Linked DNA regions of Homo sapiens: region 2 is linked to region 1. A link is an interaction called in ENCODE POLR2A ChIA-PET data of the cell type or tissue named here. Cell type or tissue: MCF 10A. All regions are shown on one strand.

What was found. Peaks named below come from ENCODE experiments on the same cell type or tissue, not always from the same donor. Only the 100,000 strongest peaks of a DNase experiment are listed, where the experiment ranks them.
Region 2: POLR2A ChIA-PET joins it to region 1 with 24 read pairs; 19 of 35 experiments call an interaction of 5 or more read pairs at or near these places.

Annotation. Positions count from the first base shown.
Region 1 is chr10:5,443,822-5,448,821 of GRCh38, reverse strand. All of the region lies in intron 3 of NET1 (neuroepithelial cell transforming 1), which reads right to left. Among named protein-coding and RNA genes, the nearest start is that of NET1, 34 kb to the right of the region's middle. RefSeq lists a silencer at 2,175-2,404. In MCF 10A, no CTCF peak of the experiment used is centred here; a DNase peak (open chromatin) is centred at 2,261.
Region 2 is chr10:5,544,538-5,549,537 of GRCh38, reverse strand. No RefSeq gene overlaps it. Among named protein-coding and RNA genes, the nearest start is that of CALML3-AS1, 21 kb to the right of the region's middle. RefSeq lists an enhancer at 2,667-3,166. In MCF 10A, no CTCF peak of the experiment used is centred here; DNase peaks (open chromatin) are centred at 457, 2,457 and 3,457.

The sequences.
Region 1 (5,000 bases):
CCACCAAATGGAAGGCACCCATAGTTCCACTGCTAGGATTGTTTATTTTTTACTTTGGAGTCCTGGAAACACGTTATGGCAAATTCAAGAAGCTTAAAGAACAGATACGAATACTGGAACCTTACTCTCCTCAAAAAAAAAAAAAAAAATCCAAAAATCCATGGGAATAAACAAAAAAATGCCAACAAGCTTTACATGCTCAATGAATTTTCTGCTGCAGGGAACCTTTCACCAGGGCTAAAGTTCACTTGGAGGGAAAAAAAGTCCAACACTCTCTAACATAAGTTTATGTTGTCAATTTAGGTTAATTTTTAATCAGACTAGGTTAGCCAGGCAGTCACATACATTATTATAGGCAATCTGTCCACAGATCAGGGTATTAATTAATGTTAGTAATCCACTTGTAGTTAGATTTTATGCCTTAAAAATTTCTCGACATCTATAAACAGAAAATTGTTGAGAATAAGTTAAAGTATTTTTCAGGTTATGCCTTACAGCTAACTGCAACGACATGGAAAAATCCTGTTGAGAAGTCAGCATTCTGTAGAAAGGCTTTTTCTTCTAATGATGCCAGTTAGAGAACATATTTTAGGAGGGTCTCTTCTATAACCAATCATATCAAGACACTGAATAAAAAAAATAGTATGCACCTGGGTCTATTCCTTTGGGTTATAATAGTTAAATAATCTTCTCTTAAAATCTTTAGCAAAACTTTAAAATCAAAAGAAAATAAAAGTTATTTTTAAAAAGATAAAAACGAGTTATGATCACATGGGATGAATTCCTTTTCTAGAAATACTCAAATTATTTAGAGCTGTGTCACTAGATCTAAAACCGTGACAACATTCCTAGTGCTTGTAACTTAGAAATAAAGGTAAGGCAGAAACACAGCCCATGCTGATACTAAACAAAGGCCAGCTTCTATGGGCCCAACAGATGATAAGCTGCAGGATTCACACTAGTGACTGTGGATGACTGCTCTACTCAAAGGAAATACTTACACATTTTGAGAAAACCGACACATAGGCAAAGACCAAAACCAAGAACAAAAACCAAAGCCAAACCACACCAAATAAAAGTGTACTTCCTGAAGACGGCAGCTATTTTAACTACCAAAAGGTGTGTGTATGTGTACACATGACAAGCAACTTTGCTGGGGTATTCAGTAAGCTTTACATATTTAAAATGCACAATTAGATAAGTTTTGACGTGTGTATAGAGACGGAAACCACTACCACAATCAAGAGATACACAGTTAACTGAATGCAGGAACACTATTCCTAGCATATAAGTGACAATGTAGTATATATTAAAGTATATAGTATAAACAGAATATCACACAATGTTAAATCAAGATTACATAAAATGGCATAAAGTAATTTGATTTATATTGATAAATGTTCATAAAGACTAAAAAAAGACTCAGACAAAGCAAGGAGGGTAAAAATAATGAGTCACTGGTTTAAATATTCTAACATGCCTCTTTCCTTCTGAAGAAAAAAGTGGCATACAATGAACTCATCAGATGGAAGAAAAATGCACACCAGGTCAGACTAAACTTTAGTTGCAATTTGTTCACTAGCATTGATTTACAAGAACGGGATTCTTTTCCTCTTGCTCCATTAAGGTAGTTTCTAAGACTGGATGATATCAATTCAAGTTAAAAAAACAATTATATTAAGCATCAGAAATGTGACAAACGTAACCCGAGTAACATATACATTTAAAATCTTTTCCTTTTTTATAAAAGCTGTGTACACTCAAGCTATGCTATGTATAAACTATTTAAACTTAGACCACAGTCCCTAAACACATTTCAAGCTTGCACATAAATCAAGAACATACATTGTAATAATAAGATCAAAAGTTTAAAATTATACTGTTAATACCTTGTTAAAAATTTTAAAAGCTCCGTGGAGTTAGAAAACATTCCTTTTGCCTAACGTTTCTCTTAAAGTCTTACCTCTTGTTCTCTGAAGGACTGGTTATTGACATCTAGGACTCGTATGGTCCTTTTAATAGGTAGGAGACCTCCAGTCTCATCATGTGCCACCATGCTTCCCAAGTACTCCCTCAAACCTTTCCAATCAATCCACACCGAGTCAGCGCTGTAGCGACGCTATGCAGAGGCACACGGGCTTTTCTTCCCAGAGCTCGGCCACCCTCGGCAGCCACGTGCCCATGCCTCTCGCCGCGGTGGAGCAGAGGCTTCTGAGAGCCGCAGGCAGCAAGCACCGACCCCAGGGCTCGGGGGCGGGGCCACAGCCAACCGGGCCCTGGGGGCGGGGTCCACCACCACGTGACTTCAGTTAACTGAGAGCTGGGCACACCTAGGCCTCTCAGCTTTCGCCCAGGAGGAGAGTGAAGCTGGGTTCAAGTAGGACAGAAACTTCTCTTCCTGATTTAAAATGCATTCCCGAAGTAAAACAAATTGTTACGTTATCTACTCTGGTGCTTAGTCACAGACAGGCAGACTTTTCCCATAAAACCCTATTGCATGGGAATAAGTTCAGTATGGACAACTTGACAACTCAAATAAGGAAATAGAAATTCTTATTCGATAGGGCTGAATCAACATATATAATGAAGAAAAGCCTAATTTTCCAGGAAACCTGCTTTTATTTTACAGAAGTGCAAGCATATTCACAATTATAAAATAGATTATCTAAGTCTTTAAATAGTTCCCACTTTTTCTTAAGACTAGCAGGGTAAATACAGCAGGTGCACTTCTGTTACCTCTCTTCCAGAAGAAAATCTCCCATGAGGTTACGGGTAAACTGGGCTACTTCAGATTTCAAAATTCAGTATTTCTTAGAGGTAGATATTTTTTCTGGATCTTTTTAAAAACTTGATTATCTGTGTACTAGATATTTTATAACAAAGGTGATTTCTGTTCTCTATATTGTATACATAGTATGTAATTGTGTATATATTATATATAAGTGTATAATATAACAGGGTCCTTCTCTAGACTGAATTAACTGATCTTGATATAGCTCGAACAGGGTCAAAAGACTGCTTAAAAAGTCTTGCATTTTACAGGTGAAGAAATGAGGCTAACAGAGGTGAAGTGACAATAATGACAGTGACCAGTGACAGTCTCCAAATTTCTAGCCTAAGTCTTTTCCTCTATGGAACAACACTACTTTTGTTGGCTTGGCAGGCCTGCTGTGAAGCAGATTTCCTTTTAAACACAAAATTCGTTATTCTATTTGGAATGGTAAAATTTTACACTATAAACTACTATAATATGATGGTAGTATGTTGGAAAAATATTTCTAGTCTGAGGATTTATAGAATCAGATAAATCTATTATATAAAAGTCACTATTCTAGATACTTGGGTAATAAAAAAAAATAGGCTTCATATCTGCTAAAGAGACCATTGTGTAAAGGTAGGCCACATGAAGAGATAACAGAAGATAGCTTTTGCAAATTCAAAACTAAGGTGTGTAGCTAATAAGTGCTACAGGAGTTCTGGAAGAGAAACCACTTCAGGTAGTTTTCTAAGCTAAGACACGGCTGGGAACAATGCCAGGAAGAGGTTTAAGATGTTATGTCTGTGCGGCCTTGAATGTAATATTTTTCATAGATTTGAACAAGAGAAAATTTCAAGGAGGACAAGGGAGTGAGCCCACACTGAGATCACGGGCTGTGCGTAAAGATGGAACAGATGGATGTACTCAATAGGTGAGAGAGATAATGAGAGCTATGTTGTAATAAGATATATGTGACTGGTGTTTAAGATGGTTGAAAGATGACTGAAAACATCATGCAAAAATCACAGTCGGGCAACAAGAACTTTGCCTAAAGTAGGACCAGTAGGGAAGAAGGAAAAGGATATAAGCAAGAAGTCACAGACGCCTACAATTCTTTAAATAGGAGGGGTAACTGTTAGTGCAAATCAAGAAATAAGAAGGAACAAGCTTTGAAAGAAAATTCTAAGTTACATTTTAGATATACTGAGTGTGAGGCGGTGGAAGAACATGCAAATGAAAATATTCTGCTGGTAGTTGGAAATGTTGGACAAAAACCTGAAAGAGGCTGGAGGCTAGATTTAGACTGGAGAGTCAGATACAGAGATAAAAATCGAAGCTATGGGAGTGAATGAGATGACTGGGAGAGAAAATTTGGACAAAAAGAACATGGTCCAAGGATCTAACTTTGGAGGAAAGCCAAGGGAAGGAAAATTCTGCAAAAGGAATAGTTAGAAGGAAAGAAACAAAGCAAAAGCCAAGGGAAGAAAAAAATGTTAATTACAGCAAAGAGGTTAAGGAGGGTATGAAAAAAGCCACGGATTTAGTGATTACAAGTTTAATGAGGATCTCAAGTGTGCTATTTCAGTGGAGTAAAGACAGAGGCAAATTACAGGGGCTGAAGAGTGAATACAGAAGAATAGTGGGTGCAGACTATTTATAAAGACAAATAATCTATAAAAAGTAATTGCCTAAGGTTTGCAGGAGAGTTGCTACTTCTTGCAGGAAGGACCACCACTGCCCTTCTGTAGCTATGTGTGTTTTATACACGAGATGTGGTAATAATTCATCTTTCTGCTTTGAGTTTATTTTTTAAAGTAATGGAGATTGGCTCTGTTTCATCATCTACTCTATTGTCCAGTCTGTCCTGGGCAGTATGTGTGATGTGGTTGGCCTTAAGAGTGGATGACTGTAGAAGATATTTCCATATAGCATGAAAGTAGAAGCACCTGAGCGATTGTGGACTCCTAATTTTACTCTTAATTTTAAGAACAGTGATCTACCTACATTCTCAGAGCTAATATGAACAGCCTAGGCTAGACCCCAGCAGTCTGGTTCAGTTAGCTTCATCAGTTAAAATATGGCGTAAGTAAGGCCAATACTTTACGGCCACATAGTTTCTAAGGGAATAAAGGATTATGTGCAGTGGGAGTTAGGAAAGAAGCAGCTAGGAGTTCTCCTGGGATTCTTACCCGATGTCTTTCTTGAAACTGTTTTTCCACTTAGTTCCAACAGAAATGAGCCA
Region 2 (5,000 bases), 100 kb before region 1:
GGGAATCAAGTGGAAATTTCTTTTTCACATGGAAAGGGCTTAGCATAGCCTGGCACGTGCTGAGTGTTCAGTGCACACTGGTTATGATGATCACAGTTAGTGTCTCCATCTTTGGTCTGTTCAGCGCTACAGTGTTTGGGGGCCAGCTAGGCAGTGCTGCAGCTGCAGCTCTGTGTGTGTGTGTGTGTGTGTGTGTGTGTGTGTGTGTGTGTGTGTGGAGGGGGCTGTGAGATTGGCGGGCTCAGGAGAAGATGACTACTAGCTGTTGCCAAAGTTTCTTTTCTGCAAGGGAAAGCCACAAGTCACTGGCTCCAATGTGGACTTTTAAAAGGCCTTCCTTCCTTTCTCTCTTACTTCTGGGGAGCCCATGGATAGGAAATGGCACTAAACTGACTTCATCTCTGTACCCTGATGCCTCCATCGCCCTCAGAGTTTACGCCCTCGATGAATCACTTAGAGTGAACTGGGAGCTGTGTATGAGGTGACGTCACCCTGAGATAGAGCTCTGTGGTCACTGGGAGGTGGCTGTGTGCGTTATCTCCCTGTGGCATGCCAGGAGGCGTGTGTGTGTGCACGAGTGTGTGTGTGCATGCATGTGCATGTGTGTCTTTGTGTGTGTGCAAGTGTGTGTATGTGTGTGGATAAGGGAGAGGGAGGGAGGGAGCTGGGCTGTCTCCCCTTCCCCACAAGTGGACCCTGCAGCTCAGAGCCGGAGGTGTGAGCTGAGTTTGGCGTTTGTATGTTGCTTGAGTTGGAATTTGAACTCACAGGGGACAGGAAAGGATGCCTGTCCCCAGGACTGACTAACGACATCAGGCCTGGCTATTGAACTTCCTGCTCTGCAGATCCTGGGTTCTGGGAGGATGAGGAAAGGATGAGCGAAGGCTGGGGGATCTCTGGGGTGGGGGTGGACTCAGTGAGTGGAAAGAGTAAAGGTGTTGGGGGTGGACTCCCTGTCTGTGTGACCGCTGGCAAAGTCCTTGACCTCGGCCAGTCTGCGTTTCCTGATCCAGGCAGTGGGGACATGGTCCTTTCCCTCAGAGGGGTGGTGAGGATTCAATGAACTCCTTTAGGTAGAGCTTGCTCAGGAGCATCAGCTGTAACACCTGTCCTGGAAGGTTGCTAGGTGCCCTCACCCTTTGTTCTGTGCCCACCTCTCTCCACCCCCTCTTCAGCCCGGATCCAGACGAGGCCTGGGGAAAGTCTCCCAGAAAGCGCCCTGACCAGGGCGGTGCCAGCTGGGTTCCTGTTTGCCTAAACCCAAGCAGCAAGCTCTTCAAAGGAACCTAACAAACCGGACAGAGAGCTTTGTTTTTTTCCTCACAGCAAAGGAGACAGAAAAGTTTGCTGAGTAAGTCAGACACCATTAAACTCACAAAAAGGCTCTTTGTTCCGGCCTGAGAGGGGGTGAAAAAAATAAGCGAAGTGGTCGAAGGGCGTGTGTTTGCTTCCGTGTTCTTGGAGTGTTTGGGCAGGGCTCACCCAGCTCACTCTTCCTGCTCTCCCCCATCTCTGAGTCCTCTGCCCCTGGTGATCCCACCTGTTATATCAAAAAATTGCACCACGGCCCAGCCAGAAGGAACGGCTAAGGGCTGTTAGTCCAGCCAGAGTTTCACTTTTAAAATGATGCTACCTAGTACTTAAGTTAGACGCTCCCGCAGGGCTTTCCTGTGCTTTTTCTTGTTGGAAGTGATGTGACCGAGGCTCTTGCCAAAGGTCAGTTAGTTGCTGTCTGAGCTGGGCTTGGGACCAAGCCCCTCGTACCCAGCCTGTTGTCATTTACTGTCATCCCTAGTGCTAGCTGTGGAAAAGTCTGCTTGATTCTAACCCTTTTGTCTCTAGTACAGTGAGATCTATGCTAAGATTTGTTTGTCCTCATTAAATTATAAATTCTTCCAGGCAGGTCACTATGTGGCTGGTGCCCCCCTGCAGTTGTGCAGTGTGCAACCTGTCAGACTGAACATGGCAGCCCTGCTTCTGGGGTTAATACAATATTATTGATTCATTCTTCCAGCAGATGGAACAATGCCTGTGGGGGGCAATTATGCCTTTGCTTCTAAGACTCGTGCTTGTAATGCCCAAAATCCAGTGTCACTGAGCCCAGCTGTGCTGAGAGAAACCAGCAAGTGGGCCAAAAAGAAAAGGTCTCCTCCTCCCAGACACACTGGCTGCTGGAGAAAGCCTGTGTGTTCTTAGGTGGCTGGGCTAGGTGGGGGCAGGCTCATGGGCAGGGGAACCAGTCTCTTAGGTGGGCATTTCTGGGGGGCTCTCATGGGGTGGAACTAACCAGCCAGGCCCAGTTCTCTCCTTTGGCAGCCAGAGAGGGGAGAATGTCAGATGTTTGTGCCTTGACTCAGCAGGTGACGTTGTGAACATTTATGAGCTTTTCTTCCTTTGGGCTCATTTCTTTATCTGTTAAAAGCAGGCAGGGCAGTGCCCAGCCCGCACCTGCCCAGAAGGACAGACAAAACATAAAAGGGCGGGGTGATTGTGAAATATCACTGGGCATTGTTCATGTCAGAGCTCCTGGTGCAGTGCGATGCCCAGGACTTTGTGTGGGCAGGGCTGGTGCTGAAGTGCAGGAGAAGACTCAGCTCTGGCTGAGCAGGCGCTGACCCACACTGCTGCTCTGTAACTCACACCGTTAACAATGGAAAGCGTTGCCTTGTTGTCTGTTTTGTGCATCCATGTTTTCATTCCGATTTTTAGTCCACATCTCTGGAGGGCAGAAAATCTGTCTTATGCTTCTTTTTCCTTCAACTGCATCCTTGGGAGGGTGGTAGATAGAAGACAGACATTCTTTACACAGGTGAGGCCCGCAGGAAGAACCAGGGCCAGTCCTCATGGTCATCACACACCTGGAGAGGGAGGCTTCTGTGACTTTGTGTGTGGTGACAACGCTGTGCTGCTTGGTCTTCCGAATGGTTGGACAGCCTTTGGCATGTGCTCTAGGACGCCCAGAGCTGCAGGTTGGCCTTGACTCCTCTAGCCTTGCCAAGTCCCTCAGGTAGATCAGCCCACTGGTACCTTCAGCCGGCCGGCACCCTCCTGCCCAGGTGGGGCCATGCCTCTGTTGGCTGCACTGTCTTTCAGGAGGGTGTCCTTGGCTCTGGCATTCTGGGCTCCTAGAACAGAACTGCAATGGTTTTCCTCAGCCTGCGTTCCTGACTTCTGTCCAGCTTGTGGTCTGCCTTGTGGCTCCCTTCCCTGGGGACCGTCCCCTCTGTCCCCCACCAGGAGGGTCATGCCTGCCACACACTGCTCCTAACAACCCGCCCTGTGATGGCTCTGGCTGGTGACCCGCAGCTGCTGGCCAGGCTGGGCTGAACCCGGATGGCTGCGGATCAGCAGAGCACGCGCCCCACCGCGTTGGGCCTGCTCTCGGATATGCTGCTGGTGGACTGACTCATAACTAGCGCTTCCTCTCAACAAAAACAAACACCCAGGGAGAGACTCAAGGGCCCTCCTTGGCTAAACAATTCTTGAGATTGAGTTGGAAGGGAAAACCCATTACACAAAGGGCTTTGCAGGGGAAGAGGGGAGAAGGCGAGAAGCCAGAACAAACACAAGAAGGCCCAAGCCACCCAGGGACTGGGAGAGGGACTCCGGCTCAGGTGGGCGCGGCCATATCCACCTTTTTGGGACTGAGACACTGAGCACATTTGCTCACTGCTTTCCCTCCGACAGCTGTTAAAGCTGGTGCTTTGAACCCAGCCCTGGGCAGGGTCCTTGCTGGCTCCGGGAACCTCCATTCTTGCTGGGCTGACCCTTTGCACAGCGGGCTAGGGCAGCCCTGGGTGTGGGGCTCCAGCTCACAGACAGTGTGATCATGAAATGAGGAAAGTGTGGGCTTTGGAGTCTGTGAGACCTGGCTGCAAAGGCTGCTCTGCTGGCCCTAGCTTTATGGGCTCAGGCAAGTGACTTAACCTCGCAGAGTCTCAGTTTCTTTATCTGAGAAATGGGTGGTGATGCCTACTTGGGAGATTGCTGTGAGGATTAAAGATGACCTATGTACAGTGCTGGAACATAGGAGGCAGTTACTACCTAGCAGCTAATCTTACTTAATTAAATATCTTCCCCTCTCAAATAAACCTTCTGGGTCTAGCAAAGAAAGTTGAGTAAGATACAGGCCTTCTCCACTGGACACACACAGCTCCTTGGGGACCATCTGGTGGGATCTCATTCCCAGGCCCCAGGCCAGATGCTCATCAGCACCCAGTGAGGCCACAGCCAGCCCTGATTCCAGGTCACTGGCCCACCTCTGGTCATAGTGGCCTCTTCTGTCTTCTCATCATCCCACAGTTAGGCAGGACCTCCCATGAACCAATGGAAAAATGCCCAGTAGTACAGATGCCAGCATGCTGACCAGGGAACAGGCACAGGTCACCTTGGGCTCGGTGTGGAGCCATCAGCTGGCCAGGGGGACCTCACTGTCCTCCTGGTTGCAGAGGAAGGCACTGGGCTTGTGGGAAGAGTCTTAGAGAAAAACTTTGCAATGGGGCATGGCCACAGGACTGAGGGCCAAGCAAAGACTACTGATGAGAATTTCTGTGGGGGGAGAGTTTCATTTCAATGGAAGGAAGAACTTTTATCAGTAAGAACAAAAACTTCACTGTTGAAGAATAGATTCAAGGGCACCTTCACCTTCTTTGTCCCTCCTTGACTTGGCCACTGGTGGTAGTGTGTGTGCACATGTACGTGGGTGTGTGTGTGTTGTTCAGCTTAATAAATAACACATCAAAATCATGCAGTGCAGTCAAATTCATATGAGAAAAAAATTTGTTTGTTCTCAAGTTCTGTGAAAGTAGATATACCTGAACCAGCCAACCACTGACCTCCAACTACCAAGTTCTGCCAAAAGTTGTGACACTCAGAGGACAAACCAGTTAAGCAGTGTTTGTCAAAAAATATTCCCTGGACAAGACTTATTCCTGTCTGGGTGTGTCCACGTTACAAAAGCATGTCTACACCACATTGCTACATCGATCTTCAGAACGTCT